Linked DNA regions of Homo sapiens: region 2 is linked to region 1. Evidence: chromatin loops called from intact Hi-C (ENCODE). Cell type or tissue: Panc1. All regions are shown on one strand. Each heading gives the region's core, and the rest is flanking DNA. Links, peaks and the distances in the headings are about the cores only.

Region 1 (12,622 bases), core at 3,929-8,928:
GACGACTTTTATAAAGAAGGTAACGTGAGTGTGGCGCTGGGTGCGGTTGGCTGTTCGGGAACATTCCCTCGGGGCGGAACGTGGGATGGGGGCTCCCCCCAGGTACCCTTTCCCCACAGCCGCTTCCCCGCTCCGCGTCGCTGCTCAGGCGCCAGCTCCCGCGTCGGAAGGGGCGATGGGGTGGCCCGGGGGAAGGGGCAACGCCCAGCGGCGAGAACTGGGCGCACGCTGGCGTTCCTGCTCCCGCCGAGGGGCGGCCACCGGCCGGGGCGCGCGCACCGTGGGGCCGGGAGTCCGCGCGGCCCCGGCAGCCCCTGCCTCGCTTCTCCGCGCTCGCGGCGCCGCCTCCTCCCTTCGCGCCGCCGGCGCTGCTCGGGGGCGGGGCCTTGCCGCTGCGGAGGCCGGAGACGCGGCGGCGCTGGACGCGGAGGCGCTGGGCGCACGGCGCGGAGCCGGCCGGAGCTCGAGGCCGGCGGCGGCGGGAGAGCGACCCGGGCGGCCTCGTAGCGGGGCCCCGGATCCCCGAGTGGCGGCCGGAGCCTCGAAAAGAGGTGAGTGGGCGGCGCGCGGCCCCAGGCTGCCCGAACCGCGGTCCATCGCTTCCTCCCTCCTTTGCCCAGGGCCCGTACCCCGCGCGCCGAGACCTCGCGTCGGTCCCCGGAGCCTCCCCGCGGCTTGCGCCGGGGCTGCAACCTTCGCTGGCTGCGCTCGGGGCTGGCTCCGCACCTTCCTGCACCGAGTAGCCCGCGGCTGCCTGGGCCCCTCGGCTCGCTCCCCAAGACCGGGCGCGCGGCCCCCTTGCCCTGCGATGAGGGGCCTCGCGAGGATTCCCTGCCCTGCAGTCTCAGGCGATGCGGGGCCTGTCTTTTTGTTCTGAGCTTTGTCACGCGCGTCGGCATCCAAAGTCAAAAGCGTGCACCCCCTAAGTCGCACTAGTTCCAGTTCTGCAGCGTGATTTGCACCAGGCGCGGGAGGCTGGCCGAGCCGCGAGTCTCTCGGCTCCCGCCGCCTCTTCCTCCCCTCCAGCCCCAGGCGCGCTCCGGCCGCCCTGGGGTCCACGTTGCCGCTGGGCCTCGTGGCTGGTGACCCCGGAGCTTGGGCTCCGGGTCCTCCCGCCGCGCGTCCAGAGCGCGGCTGCATCCCGTTCTCGTGGATGCTCGGGGTTTTCTCGCATACCTGTGTTTCCACCTTTGCCAACGTGGAGGATCCACACAACTTTGCCCTGCTGTAAAAATCATATCCCATTTAATATTTTTAATGATTTGCTTTTAAGAAACAAAATGTGAAGAATAACAATTTTGATGAAATTTTTTAGCAAAATTTAAGAATTATTATATTTGAAATACCATGATGATGCTGGACAATTTCAGATGTCCCATAGCCAGATTTGCAAAACTAAACTTGTGTGACTTTCACGATTTTGAGGTTTTCTTTGTCTGATTTGGGGTCCCTAGGCCCTACATTATGCACATTATTGAGGAACATTTCTAGGGCTGGATTAGTGAGATACACAATAACCTGATGAAGTATTTAGCAGCGCTTGAGTGGCTTTGTTTAGCTCATGGCCATCAGGTTGGCTCAAATCTCAGTTTTAGTATTTCTGAATTTTGGAGGGCATGGGACAATCTCTTGTCAGTTTTTGTGGGTCTCCAAAGGCATCCTAGCTTCTTCCAGTTGTGTTATAAAAGATGAAGCTAAGCTCATTACTTTCTTTCTTAATAGAAACTAGTAACTTGCTAAGACTTACTGTTTTTAGGCCAGACACTCAATTCTTAAGGTGTCAGTGAACAAAAATTGAATTGTTAGGATGGTTAAAGAAAAGAGGTTAGCTTTTAAGATACATTTTGTTCTCCTATGGAGAGGTTATCCAATTTTCACATTTTTTTTTAAAGTTGGTTTTACAGGAAAACGAAAGAAATGAGAGGAAAGTAGTGCTGAGGGTGGGGCCAGGAAATTGTGGTGACTTGGATATTAAGGGCCAGGGATACCATCTGCTTTCTAATGGCTGGTTTAGGTCCAGTTATTGATGGGAAATGAAAAGATTTTGCATTTACATTCCACCCGCTGTTGTTGTTGTTGTTGAGGGCTGGGCAGAAACAACAGTTAGGACAGCTGACCATAGCAGGCCCAGGGCTACCCGGGTTTATATATATATGGCCACCTTCCCCAGGAAGGAGGGAACTGCTACCCTTATCCTGTGAAAGTGCGAGCTGGCTTTCTGCATTGGAAGTACAGAGGGCAGAACCTGGGGAAAATGCGTCTGCGTGGATCAGTAGGAAGGGTGGAGCATCACTTTAGGCAGGTGTGCTGAGAAGAAGACAGGTGTCAGTTGATGGGCACTATTGGTGGGAGGGAGCTTGAAGGCAGCGTGGTCCCTGAGGTCCAGCCGCCTTTCTCAAAGGACCTGGGGTGGCCATTGGGGGCGGGGGAGCGGTGTTCTGTGCCTTTGGCTTAAATTCTGCAGCATTATTGTTATTACTTGTTTTTTCTTGAAATAAAAAAAAAATAAGTTGCCCTATGAAAAAAGATACATTTCTTTTTCAGTGACGTAATGTGAGAAATAACATTTGTAATTGGGATTTTTTAAAAGCACTTCTGTTTTTGTAAAACAAAACAATTTTTTAAACATTTGTAAAAAAGTAGAAGGAACAGAAGGAATGGTGCTACTATGCTTTTGCTCTCACCTTAGAAAAGGGCGAATGATATTTCACTTGCTCCCCAAAAACTGTTCTTAAAGATCATGGTGGTTTTCTGGACTTCTCACGTTATTGATGAAGTTACATTAAAAGAGAGACTTGTCTCCAAATTTATGAAGTGTTTCTTAAATTTCCAGAGAGTCTTTCCTTTCTTTCACACAGATATTTCTCACACTTTCAGGAAAAAAAAAAAAAAAAGTCCATGCCTTCTCAGATTTTTACATTTTGGTCTTATTTTCCTTTAAAACCCTTAAGCACTTTATTAGTAGGACTTCCCTTGCTAAGATTTTGAAGATTAGTGCCTGACAGAAAAAAGTACATATATAAATACTATATAATATGATTATAGTTGTTTATATTGTAATTTGCTATCGTTTCCCAACTTTTTTGATGTTTCTTAGTAATAAAAAAACTTTTTTAACACTCTTCTGTATGTGCATTTGTTGCTTATTTATAAACTACATGTATTTGCTGTTATGGTTATATTGTGTCTCAAGGCCCAATATACACATAGGGCTGGATTTGTTAACAACATTAGAGGTAGAAACCCTGTTTTAAATACTCTTTCTCTTAATTTTAAGTATTTTGGGCCTGTGTCTTGTCAGATCTGATTACATCAGCATAGTTTCTACTTCATGAGGTATCTCATGCAAGGCTGACTCAGTATAGAGCTTTGCCAGCCACGGTATTTTGCTGTCCTGTGTTTGCATTTATTAGTGGAATAAACAGACCTCTGACTTGGTAGGTCTGGGGTCGGCCACAAAATTTGCATTTCTGACAAATTCCAAGGTAATGCTGATGCTGCTAATATGGGGACCACACTTTAAGGACCATTGAACTACAGCAGGAGTTGGCAACCTGTTTCTGAAAAGGACCAGATACTATTTTAGATGTTGCAGACCCTGTGGTCCCTGTCACAACTACTCAGCTCTGCTGTTATAGCCCAGTAGCCACAGATAATATGTAAATGAATGGGCATGGTTCTGTTCCAGTAAAACTTTATTTATGGATACAGAAGTTTTAGTTTCATGTAATTTTCATGTGTCATGAGATATCCTTTTATTTCCAAACCAAAAAAAAAAAAAAAACCTATCGAGCAGTTATCATGTGGTGTGTACTTTATTGCCGCTGTAATTTTTAATCCTCACAACAAAAGGTTTTACATATTTAAAGTCTCATATCACTGCATCCTAGAACATGGGGTCAGTAGTAAGCCTACTTCAATGGACTTTTACAAGGATTGAATAAGATACAGAGAGGGGGATTATACAACTCACCAAAATTCATGCAAATAGTAAGAAAGCTAGGATTAAAATTCCTTTTGGCCTGACCCACATCAGTACTCTTTTCCTAAGCCACACTGCCTCAACAGTACCGCTAAGGAAGCACTCAAAATAACAGGTAGCTAAACTGACATCTAATATCACTTCATGGCATCCAAATTCTCCAAGGAGCACTGAACCAGGAGTCACCTGCCAGGTCAGTCTCCATCCCTCTATCAGTAGGTCTGTGTGCGAGTTGGGGAACACTGCAAGTTTCAGCTGGTTCTCGGTTCTTCTTGGTTTTCAGCCCTGCTGGGCTCTTTTGGGTCTTTCCCACGCGCGCATAATCTTCCAGGCAGCCAGGAATATGTGGAGAATTTATCTCAGCCCTTTGAAGCACTCTGTCATGAAATATTATTCTTTTAACTTTCTTCAACCATTGAAAATGTAAAAACTGGCCAGGCACGTTGGCTCATGCCTGTAATCCCAGCACTTTGGGAGGCTGAGGTGGGCGGATCACTTCAAGTCAGGAGTTCGAGACCAACCTGGCCAACATGGTGAAACCCCATCTCTATTTTAAAAAAAAAAAAAAAGGGAAAATACAAAAATTAGCTGGGCGTGGTGGCATGTGCCTGTAATTCCAGCTACCTGGGAGGCTGAGACATTCGAATCACTTGAACCCAGGAGGCAGAGGTTACAGACAGCTGAGATTGCGCCACTGCACTCCAGCCTGGGTGACAAAGCAAGACTTCGTCTCAAAAAAAAAGAAAAAAAATGTAAAAACTATTCTTAATTTGTGGGCAGTGTACAAAAATAGATGGCTGGCAGGATTGGGCCCTTGGGCGGCAGTTTGTGACTCAAGGAAAAATTGAGCTCCTACTGAGATGTATTCTTTTTTCTTTTCTTTTCTTTTTCTTTTTTTTTTTTTTAGACGGGGTTTTTGCCCAGGCTGGAGAGCAATGGCACTATCTCGGCTCACCGAAAACTCCGCTTCCCAGGTTCTAGTGATTCTCCTGCGTCAGCCTCCCAACTATCTGGGATTACAGGCATGCACCACCACGCCCGGCTAATTTTGTATTTTTAGTAAAGACAGGGTTTCTCCATGTTGGTCAGGCTGGTCTTGAACTCCCGATCTCAGGTGATCCGCCTGCCTTGGCCTCCCAAAGTGCTGGGATTACAGGCATTAGCCACCGTGCCTGGCCCAAGATGTATTCTTTTTTAAATATTTTTTTGTAGAGACAGGGTCTCCCTGCATAACATTGCCCAATCTGGTCTCGAATTCCTGGGCTCAAGTGATCCTCCTGCCTCAGCCTACCAAAGTGCTGGGATTATAGACGTGAGCCATCGTGCTGGCCCCAGGATATATTCTTGACGGTGGTTCAACCTTTCTTCAGAAAATTTCAAAACAGGAAGAATTTGGTTCCCTAGTTCATTTTCACTCATCCACCTCGCTTTTTGGTGTTTCTACTACCTACCACTATACATTCATTTTAAAAGTTTTAATCTTTAGACACTGTCAGCTTCTAGCATTGGGGAAAAGATGGTGTTCATTTTGGGGAAGTGAGAGGAAGAGAGTCTGTGTATTTCCTAGTAAGTTTTTAAAGCAATTTAAGCAGAACACAGTGACCTTGGTCATTTAATCCCAATGGGTTAGAGGCAGAGTTGACAAACTGTCTAAATGGTCAGATGGTAAATGTTTAATCCTCACAATACCCTATGGGCAGAGTTGGTCTGTGAGTCTCTGTCTCTGTCTCAACTTTTCAGTTCTACTTTGTAGCCAGAAAGCAGCCATAGGCAGTATTTATGGCAGTGTATAGTAAAACTTTAAAAAAAAAAAAACCAGGCCCGGATATGGCCTGTGGGCCATAGTTTGCTCACCCCTGGCTTAGAGACATTCTTGGGACAGGGTGGAATATTTCCAGGCCATCAGAAAACTTGGTGACTGATTCTTTCCCGGACTCCAGGCTGCGCCGGGGTGTGCTCAGGTCTGTTTGCTCATTGCAGTGACTTCTGAACTTCCTGCTGAGCCGCTGGGGCCATTCCTCTGAGAAGGAGTTAGAGGTGTGGCTCCACCACTGTTTGGAGAAGCCCAGTTTCTGCACTGGTTGATGTTGGTCAAACATGCTAATCTGACGCGATTGCTCCTATATATTTGCTTTTCTGATTTAAAGCCCTATATGAAAATAAGGAAATGTTAAACATAATATTTGACTAGGAGGGTCAAGGGGCTCGTGTATTTGGCATGTTGTCCATTTTCATATGCCTTTTCTTTCTTTTAAAAAAAGTAATTAGAAGGCTTTGTTAAATTACAAACATTTTGTCTTAAAAGCAAATAATAATTTTAACCAATAGGTTGAATTTTTAAATTAAGCCAGTAGGTAAGAATATGCAGTTTTTTCCTTTTCTGATTTATCAAGTGATTTTTTTTTTTTTTTGACAGAAATCTTGCTCTGTCGCCCAGGCTGGCATGCAGTGACGCAATCTCAACTCACTGCAACCTCCATCTCCTGGGTTCAAGCAATTCTCATGCCTTAGCCTCCCAAGTAGCTGGAATTACAGGTGTGTGCCACCACACCCAGATAATTTTGGGGTTTTTTTGTTGTTGTTTCTTTTTTTTTTTTTTTTTTTGAGGCAGAATCTCGCTCTGTCACTCAGGCTAGAGTGAGTGGCGCAATCTTGGCTCACAGCAACCTCTGCCTCCCAAGTTCAAGCGATTCTCCTGCCTCAGCCTCCCAAGTAGCTGGGATTACAGGCACACACCACCATGCCCAGCTAATTGTATTTTTAGTAGAGACAGGGTTTTGATATGTTGGCCAGGCTGGCCTCAAATTCCTGACCTCAGGTGATCGTCTGCCTTGGCCTCCCAAAGTGCTGGGATTATACACATGAGCCACTGTGTACACCCAGCCTATCAAGTGATTTTTAATGTGAAAACACACCACTTGTTTTAATTTTGGGAAAGCCTGGAGCCTCACAGAGTTTAGCTGATTTAAGTTAATCATTTTCAGTATGTTGGAAGCTTATAACCAAGTATGAGACAAACATATTCTGAAGCTTAAATGAAAATGAATATTAAATTAATACCTCTGTTTGATGCAGTATATCACTCACCCACTTCCATCTCATCCGCAATCCAAATAAATTCTAAGGTGGGAGAAGGGAGAGTGTCTGATGTATTTGACCACCATAAACTCTGCCTGTGAGTTCCTGCCACCAGCCTTCATCAGTCTTGATCATTTCTCGCCAGTGTGTGTCCCTTATCCTTCAGCAGCAAGGGTTTCTACAGTCCTGGAAGCCTGTGAGGAGGCACCTTGCAGGCCTGAAGCCTCATTGTGTTACTTCCTTTCCTTGTGTCACTATTTACCTGGGCAGCCCTGCTCCCATTGGGAGCCCAGGGCTCTCCTAAGAGTGCTGTCTAGACAGCTGCTCACCTTCCTGGCCAGCCAAGCACTGGGTGACAGTGAGGGGCTTCCAGGATTGTATGACTTCCAGGACTGTTTGAGGCTTGGCTTCCTCAAACCTTTTTCATAATATGATCCTGGTCTGGGATGTCCACGGCCTCAGTGGCAACTGTAGGTCAGCCCCAGGTAATGGCAGGTACTGCTATTTTAGTTGGTGGCAGAGTCAGGAGAAGGAAAGAGGAGGACTGGTTGCTATAAAGTAGAATGGTTATGGAAGGAAAACATGCATCACTGTTTCCTCATAAAATGGAAAAAAGATTGAATCTAGAAATGATTTGTTGTTCATCTTTCCATCCCTAATAGTTGTCAACATTTGTTGAGCAATTACTATGTGCCAAATGTAGCTCTAAGCGCTTCTCACTCAACTCACTGAATCCTCTTAAAAACCTTGTGAGCAGGACAGTGATGCACAGACAGGTCCTGTGTCCCCTGAGTGGTAGAGCAAGGGTCAGACATGGTTGTGGGGTTCCAGTCTTGGAGTTCCTGAGTGGTGGAGCCAGTGTCAGACATGGCTGTGAGGCTCCAGTCTGTGGGGTTCCTGAGTGGTGGAGCCAGGATTCAGATATGGCAATGGGATTCCAGTCTGTGCTCTTAATACCACCCTGAGCTGCCTGATGTGAATACAGCACCTGACTCATGGTAGCTGCTCAATAAATTTTTTATTGGCTGTTTAAAGAAAAGAGAATATTAAATGGTTATCTGTACACTTCCCTTGAAGTGAGAATGGAGTTTATTTTCTGCTTTCAAATTTATAATATACCCCACCCACTGACTTACCTCTACTAGAATAACAAAAGGCCTTGCAAGGGTCACATCTAAAAGTATTTTGTCAAGCCATGTGCGGCAGCATGTGCCTACTCGGAGACTGAGGTGTGAGGATTGCTTAGGTCCAGGAGTTCAAGGCTGCAGTGAGCCATGATTGTACCACTGCACTCCAGCCTGGGCGACAAGATTCCATCTCTTTAAGAAAAAGTATATTGTTAGAAAATTTAGTATATAACAAAGATAGTTGTTCAAAGCAGTAGGTAAAAATAGATTATTCAGTAGAGGGCCCTGGCAGAACTGGCTTGTCACTACAGGAAAAAAAAAAGCTGCATTCTTTGTATTTCCTTACTTCTGCATTCTTTGTATTTCCTTACTCCTTACATCAAAAAGGAGTTTTAAATGGATGAACAATTTAAATGTAAATATGAAACTGTACATTGGAAAAAAATGTGGGTAAGTTGTTTATAAACTTAGAATAGGAAATGCCCTTCTAAATATAACAACAATCGAGAAGTAATAAAGGATTGACAAGATTAGGTTATTTAAAACAACAACAGAGTGGCTGGTAAGATGGCCAAATAGCAACAGCTCTGGTCCGCAGCTCCCAGCGAGATCAACACAGAAGACAGGTGATTTCTGCATTTCCAACTGAGGTACCTGGCTCATCTCACTGGGACTGGTTAGACGGTGGATGCAGCCCACAGAGGGTGAGCAGAAGCAGGGTGGGGCATCGCCTCATCTAGGAAGTGCAAGGGGTTGGGGAACTCCTCCCCTAGCCAAGGGAAACTATGAGGGACTGTGCCATGAGGGACAGTGCACTCTGGCCCAGATACTACGCTTTTCCCATGCTCTTCGCAACCCACAGACCAGGAGATACCCTCAGGTGCCTACACCACCAGGGCCCTGGGTTTCAAGCACAAAACTGGGCGGCCATTTGGGCAGACACTGAGCTAGCTGCAGGAGTTTTTTTTTTTTTTTTTTTTTTTTTTTTGGTACCCCAGTGGCACTTGGAACGCCAGCGAGACAGAACTGTTCACTCCCCTGGAAAGGAGGCTGAAGCCAGGGAGCCAAGTGGTCTAACTCATTGGATTCCACCCCAATGGAGCCCAGCAAGCTAAGAAACACTGGCTTGAAATTCTTGCTGCCAGCACAGCAGTCTGAAGTTGCCCCGGGATGCTCGAGCTTGGTAGAGGGGAGGGGCATCCGCCATTGCTGAGGCTGGAGTAGGTGGTTTTCCTCTCACAGTGTAAAGAAAGCTGCCAGTTCGAACTGGGTAGAGCCCACTGCAGCTCGGCAAAGCCACTGTGGCCAGACTGCCTCTCTAGATTCCTCCTCTCTGAGCAGGGCATCTCTGAAAGAAAGGCAGCAGCCCCAGTCTTACAGATAAAACTCCCAGCTCCCTGGGACAGAGCACCTGGGGGAAGGGGTAGCTGTGGGCACAGCTTCAGCAGACTTAAATGTTCCTGCCTGCCAGCTCTGAAGAGAGCAGCAGATCTCCCAGCATAACACTCAAAGTCTGCTAGGGGACAGACTGCCTCTTCAAGTGGGTCCCTGACCCCTGTGCCTCCTGACTGGAAGACACCTCCTAGCAGGGGTTGACAGCTCACCTCATACAGGAGAGCTCCGGCTGGCATCTAGTGGGTGCCCCTCTGCGACAAAGCTTCCAGAGGAAGGAACAGGCAGCAATCTTTGCTTTTCTGATGCCTCCACTGGTGATACCCAGGCAGTGTCTGGAGTGGACCTCCAGCAAACTCCAGCAGACCTGCAGCAGAGGGGCCTGACAGTGAGAAGGGAAACTAACAGAAAGGAATAGCATCAACAAAAAGGACATCCACACAGAAACCCCATCTGAAGTTCACCAATATCAAAGACCAAAGGTAGATACATCCACAAAGATGAGGAAAAACCTGCACAAAAAGGCTGAAAATTCCAAAAACCAGAATGCCTCTTCTCCTCCAAAGGATCACACCTCCTCGCCAGCAAGGGAACAAAACTGGACAGAGAATGAGTTTGATGAACTGACAGAAGTAGGCTTCAGAAGGTGGGTAATAAACTCCTCCGAGCTAAAGGAGCATGTTCTAACCCAATGCAAGGAAGCTAAGAACCTTGAAAAAAGTTTAGAGGAATTGCTAACTAGAATAACCAGTTTAGAGAAGAACATAAATGACCTGATGGAGCTGAAAAACACAGCACGAGAACTTCGTGAAGCATATGCAAGTATCAATAGCCAAATCGGTCAAGCGGAAGAAAGGATATCAGAGGTCGAAGATCAACTTAATGAAATAAAGCGTGAAGACAAGATTAGAGAAAAAAAGAATGAAAAGGAATGAACAAAGCCTCCAACAAATATGGAACTATGTGAAAAGACCAAACCTATGTTTGATTGGTGTACCTGAAAGTGAGGGGGGGAATGGAACCAAGTTGGAAACACTCTTCAGGATATTATCCAGGAGAACTTCCCCAACCTAGCAAGACAGGCCAACATTCAAATTCAGGAAATACAGAGAACACCACAGATACTCCTCGAGAAGAGCAACCTGAAGACACATAATTGTCAGATTCACCAAGGTTGAAATGAAGGAAAAAATGTTAAGGGCAGCCAGAGAAAAAAGTCAGGTTACCCACAAAGGGAAGCCCATCAGACTAACAGCAGATCTCTCTGCAGAACCCCTACAAGCCAGAAGAGAATGGGGGCTAATATTCAACATTCTTAAAAGAACTTTCAACCCGGAATTTCATATCTAGCCAAACTAAGCTTCATAAGTGAAGGATAAGTAAAATCCTTTACAGACAAGCAAATGCTGAGAGATTTTGTCACCACCAGGACTGCCTTACAAGAGCTCCTAAAGGAAGCACTAAATATGGAAAGGAAAAACCAGTACCAGCCACTGCAAAAGCGTACCAAATTGTAAAGACCATCGACACTATGAAGAAACTGCATCAACTAATGGACAAAATAACCAGTTAACATCATAATGACAGGATCAAATTCACACATAACAATATTAACCTTAAATGTAAATGGGCTAAATGCCCCAATTAAAAGACACAGACTGGCAAATTGGATAGACTCAAGACCCATAGGTATGCTGTATTCAGGAGACCCATCTCACACGCAGAGACACACATAGGCTCAAAATAAAGGGATGGAAGAATATTACCAAGCAACGGAAAGCAAAAAAACAAAACAAAAAAAAAAAAAAAACAAAACCAGGAGTTGCAATCCTCTGAAAAAACAGACTTTAAACCAACAAAGATTTAAAAAGGGCATTACATAATGGTAAAGGAATCAATGCAACAAGAAGACCTATCTATCCTAAATATATATATATATATATATATATATATATATATATACACCCTTCAAAAAAACAACGAATCCAGGAGCTGGTTTTTTGAAAAGATTAACAAAATAGATAGACTGCTAGCCAGACTAATAAAGAAGAAAAGAGAGAAGACTGAAATAGACACAATAAAAAATGGTAAAGGGGAGATCACCACTGATCCCACAGAAATACAAACTAAAATCAGAGGATACTATAAACACCTCTACGCAAATAAACTAGAAAATCTAGAAGAAATGGATAAATTCCTGGACACATAAACCCTCCCAAGATTAAACCAGGAAGAAGTCAAATCCCTGAATAGACCAATAACAAGTTCTGAAATTGAGGCAGTAATGAATAGCCTACCAACCAAAAAAAGCCCAGGACCAGACGGAATCACAGCCAAATTCTACCAGAGGTACAAAGAGGAGCTGGTACCATTCCTTCTGAAACTATTCCAAACAATAGAAAAAGAGGGACTCTTCCCTAACTCATTTTATGAGGTCAGCATCATCCTGATACCAAAACCTGGCCTAAACACAACAAAAAAAGAAAATTTCAGACCAATATCCCTGATGAACATCGATGGGGAAATCCTCAATAAAATACTGGCAAACCAAATCCAGCAGCACATCAAAAAGCTTATCCACTACAATCAAGTCAGCTTCATCCCTGGGATGCAAGGCTGGTTCAACATATGAATTAGTAGACGTAATCCATCACATAAACAGAACCAATGGCAAAAACCACATGGTTCTCTCAATAGATGCAGAAAAGGCCTTCGATCAAATTCCACACCTCTTCATGCTAAAAACTCTCAATAAACTAGGTATTGATGGAATGTATCTCAAAATAATAAGAGCTATTTACAACAAACCCACAGCCAGTATCATACTGAATGGGCAAAAGCTGGAGGCATTCCCTTTGAAAACTGCCACAAGACAAGGATGTCCTCTCTCATCACTCCTATTCAGCATGGTATTTGAAGTTCTGGCCAGGGCAATCAAGCAAGAGAAAGAAATGTATTCAAATAGGAAGAGAGGAAGTCATATGATCCCTGTTTGCAGACAACATGATTGTATATTTAGAAAACCCCATCGTCTCAGCCTAAA
Region 2 (12,622 bases), core at 4,492-9,491, 94 kb before region 1:
CATGATCCAAACATCTCCCACCAGGCCCCACCTCTGATACTGGGGATGACATTTCTACATGAGATTTGGAGGAGACAAATATCCAAACCATATCATTCTGTCCCCTGGTCCCCCAAATCTCATGTCTTTCTCATATTGCAAAATACAATTATCCCTTCCCAACAGTCCCCCAACATCTTAACTCATTTCAACTCATTAATCAAGTCCAAAGTCCTAAGTCATCTGAGACTCATCTCCTTCTGCCTATGAGCCTGTAAAATCAAAACAGTTATTTACTTCCAAGATACAATGGTAGTACAGGCATTATTTAAACATTACCATTCCAAAAGAAATAAATTGAACAAAAGGAAATGGCTACAGGCCCCATGCAAGTCTGAAACCCAGCAGGGTAGATATTAAATCTTAAACCTCTAAAATAATCCTTGATGCCATGTCCTTCATCCTGGGCACATTGAAGTAAAGGTTGAGCTCTTTGGGCAGCCATGCCCCTGTGGTTTTGCAGAGTTCACAGGTTAGAGTTCAGTGCTTGCAACTTTTTCAGGTGCAGGAGGCAAGCTGCTGGTGGATCTACCATTCTGGGATCTGGAAGGCAGTCGCCCCATTCCCACAGCTCCACTAGGCAGTGCCCTGGTGGGGACTCTGTGTGGGGGCTTCAACTCTACATTTCCCCTTGGCACTGGCCTAGTAGTGTGCATGGGATCCACCCCTGTGGCAGGGTTCTGCTTGAGCACCCTGGCTTTCTTATACATCATCTAAAATCTAGATGGAAGTTGCCAAGCCTCCTTTACTCTTGCATTCTGAGCACCTGCAGGCTTAACATCACATAGAAGCCACCAGGGCTTATGGCTTGCACCTTCTGGAGCTGTGACCTGGGCTGTACCTGGGCGCTTTGGAGCCAAGGTTGGAGCTGGAGTAGCCAGGATGCAGGGAACAACTTCCCAGGGTGGTGCAGGGCATCAGCACCCTGGGCCTGGCTGACAAAACCGTTCTTTCCTCCTAGGCCTCTGAGCCTGTGATAAGAAGGGCTACCTCAGAGATATCCGAAATGCCTTTGAGGCCTTTCTCCCAATATCTTGGATATTGGCACTTGGCTCCCTTATAGTCATGCTAATCTCTCCAGCAAGGGTTGTTCTGCAGCCTGCTTGCTTGTATTCTTCCCCCAGAAAATGGGCTTTTTTTTCTATCACGTGGCTAGACTGCAAATTTTCCAAATTTTTATGCTCTGATTCCCTTTTAAATATAAGCTCCAACTTTAAGTCATTTATTTACTTCCAAATTTAAGAATAGGCTCTTAGAAGCAGCCAGGCCACATCTCGAATGCTTTGTTGCTTAGAAATTTCTTATGCTAGATACCCTAAGTCATCATTGTTAAATTCAAACTTCTACATATCACTAGGGTACAATACAGCCAAGTTCTTTGCTAAAACATAACCAAGGTGATCTTTGCTCCAGTTTCCCATAAGTTCCACATTTCCCTTTGAGATCTCATCAGCCTCGACTTCACTGTCCACATCACTATCAGCATTTTTATTACAACCATTTAACTAGTCTCTAAGAAGTTCCAAACTTTCCCTCATCTTCCAGCCTTCTTCTGTGGCCTCCAAATTCTGCCCATTACCCAAATCCAAGTTGCTTCCACATCTTCAGGTATCTTTATAGCAATGTCCCACTCCCAGTACCAATTTTCTGTGTCAGGCCATTCTTGCTTCACTATAGAGGAATATCTGAGGCTGGGTAATTTTTTGGGGGGTAGGGGGGAGATGGAGTCTCACACTGTCACCCAGGCTGGAGTGCAGAGGCACAATCTCAGCCCACTGCAACCTCCACCTCCCAGGTTCAAGTGATTCTCCTGCCTCAGCCTCCCAAGTATCTGGGACTACAGGTGTGCGCCACCACATCTGGCTATTTTTTGTATTTTTAGTAGAGATGGGGTTTCAGCATGTTGGCCAGGCTGGTCTCAATCTCTTGACCTCAAGACCCACCCACCTTGGCCTCCCAAAGTGCTGGGATTACAGACGTGAGCCACTGTGCCCAGCCAAGGCTGGATAATTTATAAAGAAAAAGAGTTTTAATTGGCTCACAGTTCTGCAGACTTTACAGGATGCATCAGCTGATATATGCTTAGCTTCTGGTGAGGCCTCAGGAAGCTATCAATAATGGCAGAAGGTAAAGGGGGAGCCAGAGTATGACATGATGAGAATGGGAGCAAGGGAGGAGATGCCACACACTTTTCAACAACCAGATTTCAGGTGAATTCATAGCGAGAACTCACTTATTACCAAGAGGATGGAGCTAAGCCATTCATGAGAGATCCACTTCCACGATCCAAACATTCTCACAAGGCCCCACCCCCAACACTGGGGATGATATTTTAACATGAGATTTAGAGGGGACACACATCCAAACCATATCACCATATACCTTCTTTTGTTAGCTCACTTTTTGATGGGATTGTTTTTTTTCTTGCTGATTTGTTTGCGTTCTTTGTGGATTCTGGATATTAGTTATTTGTCAGATGTATAGATTGTGAAAATTTTCTTCCACTCTCAGTTGTCTGTTAACTCTGCTGATTATTTCCTTTGCTGTGCAGAAGCTTTTTAGCTTAATTAAGTCCCGTCTATTTATCTTTGTTTTTGTTGATTTGCTTTTGAGTTTTTGGTCATGAAGTCTTTGCCTAAGCCAATGTCTAGAAGGGTTTTTTTCAATATTATCTTCTAGAATCTTTACGGTTTCAGGTCTTAGATTTAAGACTTTGATCCATCTTGAGTTGATTTTTGTATAAGGTGAGAGATGAGGATCCCCTTTCATTCTTCTACATGTGGCTTGCCAATTATCCCAGCACCATTTGTGGATTAGGATGTCCTTTCCTCACTTTATTTTTTGTTTGCTTTGTTGAAGATCAGTTGGCTGTAAGTATTTGGCTTATTTCTGGGTTCCCTATTCTATTCCATTGGTCTATGTGCCTATTTTTACACCAGATGCTTTTTCTGCATCTATTGATATGATCATGTGATTTTTGTTAGTTCTGTTTATGTGCTGTATCACATTCATTGACTTACGTATGTGAAACCATCCCTGCATCCCTGATATGAAACCCACTTGATCATGGTGGATTATCTTTTTGATATGCTGTTGGATTTGGTTAGCTAGTATTTTGTTGAGGATTTTTGCATCTATGTTCATTAGGGATATGGGTCTGTAGTTTTCTTTTCTTGTTATGTCCTTCCCTGGTTTTGGTATTAGGTTGATACTGGCTTCACAGAGTGATTTAGGGAGGATTCCCTCTCTGTCTTTTGGAATAGTGTCAATAGGAGTGGTACCAATTCTTCTTTGAATGTCTGATAGAATTCAGCTGTGAATCATCTGGCCTTGGGCTTTTTTTGTTGTTGGCAGTTTTTTAAATTACCGTTTCAATCTTGCTGCTTGTTATTGGTCTGTTCAGAGATTCTATATCTTCCTGGTTTAATGTAGGAGGGTTGTCTATTTCCAGGAATTTATCCATCTCTTCTAGGTTTTCTAGTTTATGTGCATAAAGGTGTTCATAGTAACCCTGAATAATCTTTTGTATTTCTGTGGTATCAGTTGTAATATCTCCTGTTTTGTTTCTAATTGAGCTTATTTGGATCTTCTCTCTTCTTAGTTAATCTTGCAAATGGTCTATCAATTTTATTTATCTTTTCAAAGAACCAGCTTTTTGTTTCATTTATCTTTTGTAACTTTGTTTGTTTGTTTGTTTCAATTTCATTTTGTTCTGGTCTGGTCTTGGTTATTTCTTTTTTTTTTTTTTTTTTTTTTTTTTTGAGACAGAGTCTCACTCTATCGCCCAGGATGGAGTGCAGTGGCGTGATCTCAGCTCACTGCAACCTCCACCTCCTGGGTTCAAGCGATTCTCCTGCCTCCGCTTCTCAAGTAGCTGGGACTACAGGCGCACTTATTTCTTTACTTCTGCTGGGTTTGGATTTGGTATGTTCTTGATGTTCTTGTTTCTCCAGTTTCATGAGGTGTGACCTTAGATTGTCTATTTGTGCTCTTTTAGACTTTTTGATGTAGGCATTTAGTGGTATGAACTTTCCTTTTAGCACCGCTTTTGCTCTATCCCAGAGGTTTTGATAGTTTGTGTTGCTATTATCGTTTAGTTCAAAGGATCTTTTAATCTTCATCTTGATTTCATTGGTGCTGCAGTGATCATTCAGGAGCAGGTTATCAAATTTTCATGTACTTGCATGGTTGTGAGGGTTCCTTTTGGAGTTGATTTCCAATCTTATTCCACTGTGGTCTGAGAGAGTACATGATACAATTTCAGTTTTCTTAAATTGTCTGAGACTTGTTTTGTGGCCTATCATATGATCTATCTTGGAGGATGTTCCATGTGCTGATGAATAGAATGTATATTCTGCAGTTGTTGGGTAGAATGTTCTGTAAATATCTGTTAAGTCCATTTGTTCTAGGGTGTAGTTTAAGTCCATGTTTTCTTTGTTGACTTTCTGTCTTGATGACCTGTCTAATGCTGTTAGTGGAGTATTGAAGTCTTCCACTATTAGTATGTTGCTGTCTATCTCATTTCTTAGGTTGAGTAGTAGTTTTATAAGTTTGGGAGCTCCAGCATTAGGTGCGTATATATTTAGAATTGTGATATTTTCCTGTTGGACTAGTCCTTTTATCATTATATAAAGTCCCTCTTTGTCTTTTTAAACTGCTGTTGCTTTAAAGTTTGTTTTGTCTAATATAAGAATAGCTACTCCTGCTTGCTTTTGGTGTCCATATGCATGGAATATCTTTTTCCAGCCCCTTACCTTAAGTTTATGTGAGTCCTTATGTGTTAGATGAGTCTCCTGAAGACAGCAGAAACTTAGTTGGTGATCCATTCTGCCATTCTGTATCTTTTAAGTGGAGCATTTAGGCCATTTACACTCAATGTTAGTATTGAGAGATGTGAGGTACTATTCTTATTTATTTATTTTTTTTCGAGATGGAGTGCCACTCTGTCACCCAGGTTGGAGTGCAATGGCGCAATCTCGGCTCACTACAACCTCTGCCTTCCAGGTTCAAGTGATTCTCCCTCCTGCTTCAGCCTCCCGAGTAGCTGGGATTACAGGCGTGTGCCACCACACCTGGCTAATATTTTGTATTTTTAGTAGAGATGGGGTTTCACCATGTTATCCAGGATGGTCTTGATCTCCTGACCTCATGATCCACCCACCTTGGCCTCCCAAAGTACTGGGATTACAGGCGTGAGCCATGGCGCCCCACCGGTACTATTCTATTCATGGTGCTGTTTGTTGCCTGAATACCTTGTTGTTGTTGTTTTCTCATTGCATTATTGTTATATAGGGTCTGTGAGATTTATGCTTTAAGGAGGTTCTATTTTGTTGCATTTCAAGGATTTGTTTCAAGATTTAGAGCTTATGTTAGCAGTTCTTGTAGTGCTGGCTTGGTAGTGGTGAATTCTCTCAGTTTGTCTGTCTGGAAAAGACTATCTTTTCTTCATTTGTGAAGCTTAGTTTTGCTGAATACAAAATTCTTGGCTGGTAATTGTTTTGTTTAAGGAGGTTAAAAATAGGACCCCAATTCATTCTAGCTTGTAGGGTTTCTGCTGAGAAATCTGCTGTTAATCTGATAGATTTTCCTTTAGAGGTTACCAAATGCTTTTGCCTCACAGCTCTTAAGATTCTATTCTTGGCCGGGCGCGGTGGCTCACGCCTGTAATCCCAGCACTTTGGGAGGCCGAGGCGGGTGGATCATGAGGTCAGGAGATCGAGACCATCCTGGCTAACAAGGTGAAACCCCGTCTCTACTAAAAATACAAAAAAATTAGCTGGGCGCGGTGGCGGGCGCCTGTAGTCCCAGCTACTCGGGAGGCTGAGGCAGGAGAATGGCGTGAACCCAGGAAGCGGAGCTTGCAGTGAGCCGAGATTGCGCCACTGCAGTCCGCAGTCCGGCCTGGGTGACAGAGCGAGACTCCGTCTCAAAAAAAAAAAGAAAAAAAAAAAAAGATTCTATTCTTCATCTTGACTTTAGATAACCTGATGACTATGTGCCTAGGCAATGATCTTTTTGTGATGAATTTCCCAGGTGTTCTTTGAGCTCCTTGTATTTGAATGTCTAGATCTCTATCAAGGCCAGGGAAGTTTTCCTTGATTATTCCCTCAAATACGTTTTCCAAACTTTTAGATTTCTCTTCTTCCTCAGGAACACCGATTATTCTTAGATTTGGCTGTTTAATGTAGTCCCAAACTTCTGGGAGGCTTTGTTCATTTTTTAAAATTCTTTTTTCTTTGTCTTTGATGGATGGATTCAGTTAATTCAAAAGCCTTGTCTTCGAGCTCTGAAGCTTTTTTTCTGCTTGTTTGATTCTATTGCTGAGGCTTTCCAGTGAATTTTGCATTTCTCTGAATGTGTTCTTGATTTCCAAAAGTTGTGACTGTTTTTTATTTATACTCTCTATTTCACTGAAGAATTTTTATTTCATATTCTGTATCATGTTTTTTATTTCATTAAGTTAGACTTCACCTTTTTCTGGTGCATCCTTGATTAGCTTAATACTTGACCTTCTGAATTCTTTGTCTGGCAATTCAGTGATTTCATCTTGGTTTGAATCCATTGCTGGTGAGCTGGTATGACCTTTGGGGTGTTAAAGAACCTTGTTTTGTCATATTACCAGAATTGCTTTCTGGTTCCTTCTCATTCAGGTAGACTATGTTGGAGGGAAAATCTCAGACTCAAGGGCTGCTGTTCAGATTCTTTTGTTCCACAGGATGCTCCCTTAATGTGGTGTTTTCCCCCTTCCCCTAGGAATGGGGCTTCCTGAAAGCCAAACTGTAGTGATTGTTTTTGCTCTTCTAGATCTAGCCACCCAGTGGAGCTAGCGATCTCCATGCTGGTACTCAGGAGTGTCTGCAAAGAGTCCTGTGATGTGATCTGTCTTCAGGTCTTGCAGCCATGGAGACCGACCCCTGCTCCCGTGGAGATAGCAAGGAAGTAAAGTGGACCCTGCAGTGTCCTTGGCTGTGTTTTGTTTAGTGTGCTAATTCTATGTTGATTGGCCTCCAGCCAGGAGGTGGCCCTTTCAAAAGTGCATCAGCAGTGGTCCTATATATAGGGAGGATGCAAACTTGCCCTAGTGACACCTGCTTAAGTATTCAGGTTTCTCAGGTGGTGGGGAGGGCCATAGAGCTCCCAAGAGATTATGACCTTTGTCTTTGGCTACCAGGGCCAGTAGAGAAAGACCACCAGGTGGGGGCAGGGATAGTTGTGTCTGAGGGCAGCCTCTCCTTGGGCAGGGCTTGCTGCAGCTGCTGTGGGGAATGGGAGTGTGGTTCCCAGTCCAGTTGAGTTATATTCCTAGGGGGATTATGGCTGCCTCTGTTGAGTAATACAGGTCACCTGTATTACTTTACCAGAGGAAAAGCTGGCAGTCAGAGGCCCCACCCTGCCCCCATGCAGCCCACAGTCCTAGAGGCTGGTCTCACTCCCACTGTGCCCTCCCAACAGCACCGAGTCTATTTCCAGGCAGGTGGTGATCAGGGCCGAGAACTTGCCCCAGACCACAAGCCTCCATGTTGAGAAAGCAAGCCAACTCACAGGTTTTCGGCATCTCAGGGAGCCTGCAGCAGTCATCAGTTCCTTCAAAGGGTCTGTGGATTCCCTCGGCTTTCCCAGTATGTTCTTGCGGTAGGTCTTGGAGCAAAAGTTTACGATGTGAGTCTCCACACGCTGCTCTGTCCATCGGAGCTGGAGCTGCAAGCTAGTTCTGCCTCCTCTAAGCCATCTTATCCAGAATACCTCTCTCTGTTCCTGTCTCTCTGTCTCTGTCTCTCTCTTTCTGTCTCTGTCTGTCTCTCTCTTTCTGTCTCTGTATCTCTGTCTCTCTGTCTCTGTCTGTCTCTCTCTCTCTTTTTTTCTCTCTCTCTCACACACACTAGGATTTGCCCTCTGTCTTCCTGGTGCAGCCTCCCCACCACTCCCTAAGGAGAAAGAAATGCTCTTCATAAAGAAACTGAGGATGCCTGAAGCCCCTTGGAATGCCTTGACTTCAGGCTCCCTCCTCTCCGGACAGCAGTCCTCACACGATTATTCACAGCAATCTGAGGAGACAGAACTGGAAGGTCATTTACAGACATGTATCTGATTTTCAAAGTGTACTCTCAGGGCTTCCTGGGGAACCCACGAACGCCGAGTGTTCAGTAGGACCGGAGACACTAATAAACAGGGGCCCTTTATGTGTGACTCACTGGGGAGGGCAGCCAGCTGCCTTTTGAATACAAAGATGCTTCACAACATTCCAAGTCATCTTCTTCCTCATGGTCACGATTACCCAGGGCCTTTCTCCTCAGTTCAATTTTGCAACTTTCAGGTTGAACAAAAAGCAACAGAACTCATATAAGGAACTCCTTTGAGGATTGTGCATAGAAGAACTAAAAACTGCAGTGTCAACTTGGAAGAGAGCAAAGAAGGCATCCAGTTTCCTTTCTCTCATACCTGAAATTCAATAACTGACATCTTAGGGAAATTATAATGGCGCTAATCTGAGCCAAGCCTATTATAAAATGAAATTTTTCCATCCCACTGCCTGGCCAGCTTCTATTTATCCTTCAAAACCCTGCTTGGGCATTACCAACCAAGGTAGTTCTGTGGATTGCTCCTGTTCTCCATTTCTCCCTTCATGCTAAGACTATGCATCCCCTCTCTGCCTGGTGACTGTGTCACCTTCCACTAGAGTGGGTAGAATGTATTTCTCCACTCCATGGAGGTTGAGCTTGGCCATGTTCAGTTGCTCTAGCTGATGACATGTGGGCAGACATGGTATCATGACAATTTCAAGCCAAGCCTTTAGAGACATTGCATATGTCCACTTCTCCTCTTGCATTCCTGCCATTTGCCATGACAACATATCCTGGAGTAGCCACTGGTTCAAAGTGGATGAGAACCCCATGGAGCAAATCTGATCCCCTTCCTACCAATGACTTTCAGATCATGGGTGAAAAAAATTGTTATTGCAAGCTACCAAGTTTTGGGATGGTTTGTTATGCAACATGGTTGCCTCTAGTGAGCCATTCCCAGCCCCTTCTCCCCATACTCATCCACACACATTACCACTTGCTCTCAACCACCTTTGCACCTCCCTCACATGGGCAGGTGCACATGCTTTTCAGCTGTATTGTGGCAGTACTGCACATGTCTGTCTCAACCAGCCAAGCACCTTTTCTCAGTGATAGCCCAATGTGGGCAGCTGAAAATTAAATGTTTATTGAACCCAAATGAATAAAAAAAAAACTCCTTAAATTTTGCATTAAATCTCATCATTCTTTTGCTTTAAGTCATATGTTTCTGATTCCTAAAAAATATTTCAGCCCTTCATGAGTAGGCTGTGTTATTGGAAAGGGGCTTGCTTTTCTTTCTAGATGTTTAGGTCTTTATTCTGAGCACCTCCCAACAGACCTTGAGTTTATGTTTTTCCTAATCAGCATCAGATATTAGAATATTTTCATTACTCCATAATCCCACTTTTTTCACAACTGTGTTGTGAAACTATTCTGTTTCTGTGTTGAGGAACTACTATAGTACAAGAAAGCTAGATTTTTCACTGCCAATGTTGGGTTCTTATTAAGAATATAACTTGCCCTTTGCCAAACACAATCTTTAGATTTCCACTAGGCTTTTCATTTCTACATATGTGGCTAAAATGAGACAGAGAATGCCTTGATATCATTAATAACCTTTCTCTCTGTCCAAATTATGGTTCTTCCCAAGACATTCTCATTCTCTTCTTTCCACATCTCCATCCATGTTCCTTATCTTCTGTAACCAGAAATCTAGTCCTCTTTGCCTCCTCTCTTGAGCACTGAACCTATATCCTCCCTAAGGTCTCTCTGTCCTTTCCTCGCTCTCCTGGTGGCCCCCACAAACACCACAGTGCCCCCTTGCAGCCGCCTCTGCCAGCGAACCCCAGACTTCCAGCTGGCTCCAGGAAGGGCAAGCCCTGTGAGCTGCTCTTGCTTCTGAAGTTTGATTATTTGGGGCAGAAAATGAGATGTGAAAAGGATGAGAGAACTGCTGTGAACAGGCAATATACAGCTGTGACAAATGTAGGAAAGGAGAGTTATACAGTGCCACTGTTACCAGAAAGAGGTCCCGATCCAGACCCCAAGAGAGGAATCTTGGACCTTGCAGAAGAAAGAATTCAGGGAAAGTCCACAGAGTAAAGTGAAAGCAAGTTTATTAAGAAAGTAAAGGAATAAAAGAATGGCTACTCCATAGGCAGATTAGCAGCATGGGTTGCTTGACTGAGTATATTTATGTTAGTTACTCCTTGATTACATGCCAAACAAGGAGTGGATTATTCATTTTCCAGGAAAGGGATGGGCAATTCCTGGAACTGAGGGTTCCTTCCCTTTTAGATTATATAGGGTAACTTCCTGATGTTGCCATGGCATTTTAAACTGTCATGGAGCTGGTGGGAGTGTATTTTAGCATGCTAATGTATTATGATTAGTGTATAATGAGCAGTGAGGACAACCAGAGGTCACTTTCACTGCCATCTTGGCTTTGGCCAGTTTTGGCCAGCTTCTTTACCGCATCCTTTTATCAGCAAGGTCTTTGTGACCTGTATCTTGTGCTGACCTTGTATCTCATCCTAAGACTAAGAATGCCTAACCTCCTGGGAATGCAGCCCAGTAGGTATCAGCTTTATTTTACCCAGCTCCTATTCAAGATGGAGTCTCTCTGGTCCAAATGCCTCTGACACCACCAGAGGCTAGCCAGAGACATGAGGAAGCTCTTCCCTGAGGAAGTTATATGTAAGCTGAGAGATGAAGAATACATGGCAGTTTCCCAGACAAAGAAGGAAGGCCACAGCATTGGCCAAGGTCATGTGATATGAGTCAGAAAGGCCAAACCAAATGGGAGGCATGACATTGTGTTTGCATTGCAGGGGGAAAATAATCTGCCAAAGTTCACTTTTGAAAAAAAGGTATTAGAAAAATATTTAAATAACATATTAAACTTATGCCATTGTATTGATCTTACCACAGATAATCCCATGATGTAGGTATATACTTACATTATTTTAAAATATTCAATTTAGAGAAAATATTAGTACACATGATATCAATACATAGCAAAAAGAAAATTCATGATTGTACATAAATGACTGACATTTAGGAAACATAATTTTACTCTAGCCATTAAAATATAATTTACCATGGCATTTTAACATAAAGTTTTTATTTTGGAATAACTAGATTTTACAGAAGAATTGCAAAGAAAGTACAGGGTACTCTTGAGTACACCTCACCCTAACACTTTATTTCATTTCCTCCAATATTATTATCTACATCACCATGGTACATTTGTCAAAACTAAGAAACTAACATTGGTACATTACTATGACATAAACTCCAAATTCATTCACATTTTATCAATTTTTCCATTAATGTTCCTTTTCTGTTCCAGAATTCCACCCAGGGCACCACAATCCCTTTACTCATCACATCTCCTTAGTCTCCTCTGGCCTAAGTTTCTCAGTCTTTCCTTGTTTCCCATAACCTTGACCCTTTTGAGGAGTCCTAACCATAAAACATACCCCAATCTGGGTCATCTGATGTTTTCTTATTATTAGACTGGTGTCAGGGTTTTTGGAAAGAAATTACATTTTTTTCTTTTTCTTTTTTTTTTTTTTTTTTGTGATGCAGTCTTGATCTGTCACCCAGACTGGAGTGCAATGGCGCAATCTTGGCTCATTTCAATCTCTGCCTCCCAGGTTCAAGTGATTCTCCTGCCTCAGCCTCCTGAGTAGCTGGGATTACAGGCATGTGCCACCATGCCTGGCTAATTTTTGTATTTTTAGTAGAGACGGGGTTTTACCATGTTGGCCAGGCTGGTCTCAAACTCCTGACCTCAGGTGATCAGCCCACCTCAGCCTCCCAAAGTGCTGGGATTACAGTCATTAGCCACTGTGCCCAACCAGAAATCACTTTTTAACATGTTATTCTGCAGTGGAAAGAGAACAGTATAAGTTTCCAACACCAAAATAAAAAATGGATGTTTTTATGGCCTTTGAATAAAAGGGGATCAGAATATGCCAATCCCAAATATGCCACTTTGGCTTAAGAATTATTTTGAACTGAAGCCAATGAAGAAAGATCAGATGGGCCAGGCACAGTGACTCACACCTGCAATCCTAGCACTTTGAGAGGCTTGAGGTGGGTGGATCACTTGAGCCCAGGAGGTTGAGGCTGCAGTGAGCCAAGGTCATGCCACTGCACAGCAGCCTGGGTGACAGAGTGAGACCCTGTCTCAAAAATTAAAAAAGGAAAAGAACAAGAAAAATTAGATGTATAAGAAACACTCGCCCCTCCTCCTTTCCGCCTAAAAGAAAAACTAACTTTCCCTTTGTAAGGTGTTTCTCCTACTCTCTCCATACTAGGAAGAGAACATAGCTCTTATTATTAAATGAGATGGCATCGACTTGAGTCTGCATAACTAACCTTACAAATAGTCCCTGTCTTCCATTAGTTTTCCCCATATATTTACCTTCCCATAATTTACCACACCTAGAAGCTCAAACACATTTTCCTTGTCTTGTCACTTCTCCACAATTTTTTGCTGTTTGTTAAAAGGTATA

Evidence for each region. Peaks named below come from ENCODE experiments on the same cell type or tissue, not always from the same donor. Only the 100,000 strongest peaks of a DNase experiment are listed, where the experiment ranks them.
Region 2: a loop joins it to region 1, with 2.3 times the contacts of the local background. A loop is called at or near these places in 4 of 110 quality-filtered maps.

What each region holds. Positions count from the first base shown.
Region 1 is chr9:86,087,340-86,099,961 of GRCh38, reverse strand. GOLM1 (golgi membrane protein 1) reads left to right here and starts at 404. Exons shown (of 10, transcript NM_016548.4): 1 at 404-551. RefSeq lists silencers at 193-512, 523-622, 783-832, 5,914-6,208 and an enhancer at 463-963. In Panc1, for the core only: no CTCF peak of the experiment used is centred there; a DNase peak (open chromatin) is centred at 5,961; H3K4me3 peaks cover 388 bases; H3K27ac peaks cover 1,895 bases.
Region 2 is chr9:86,181,662-86,194,283 of GRCh38, reverse strand. No RefSeq gene overlaps it. Among named protein-coding and RNA genes, the nearest start is that of C9orf153, 72 kb to the left of the region's middle. RefSeq lists an enhancer at 6,640-7,294. In Panc1, for the core only: a CTCF peak has its summit at 6,667; no DNase peak of the experiment used is centred there.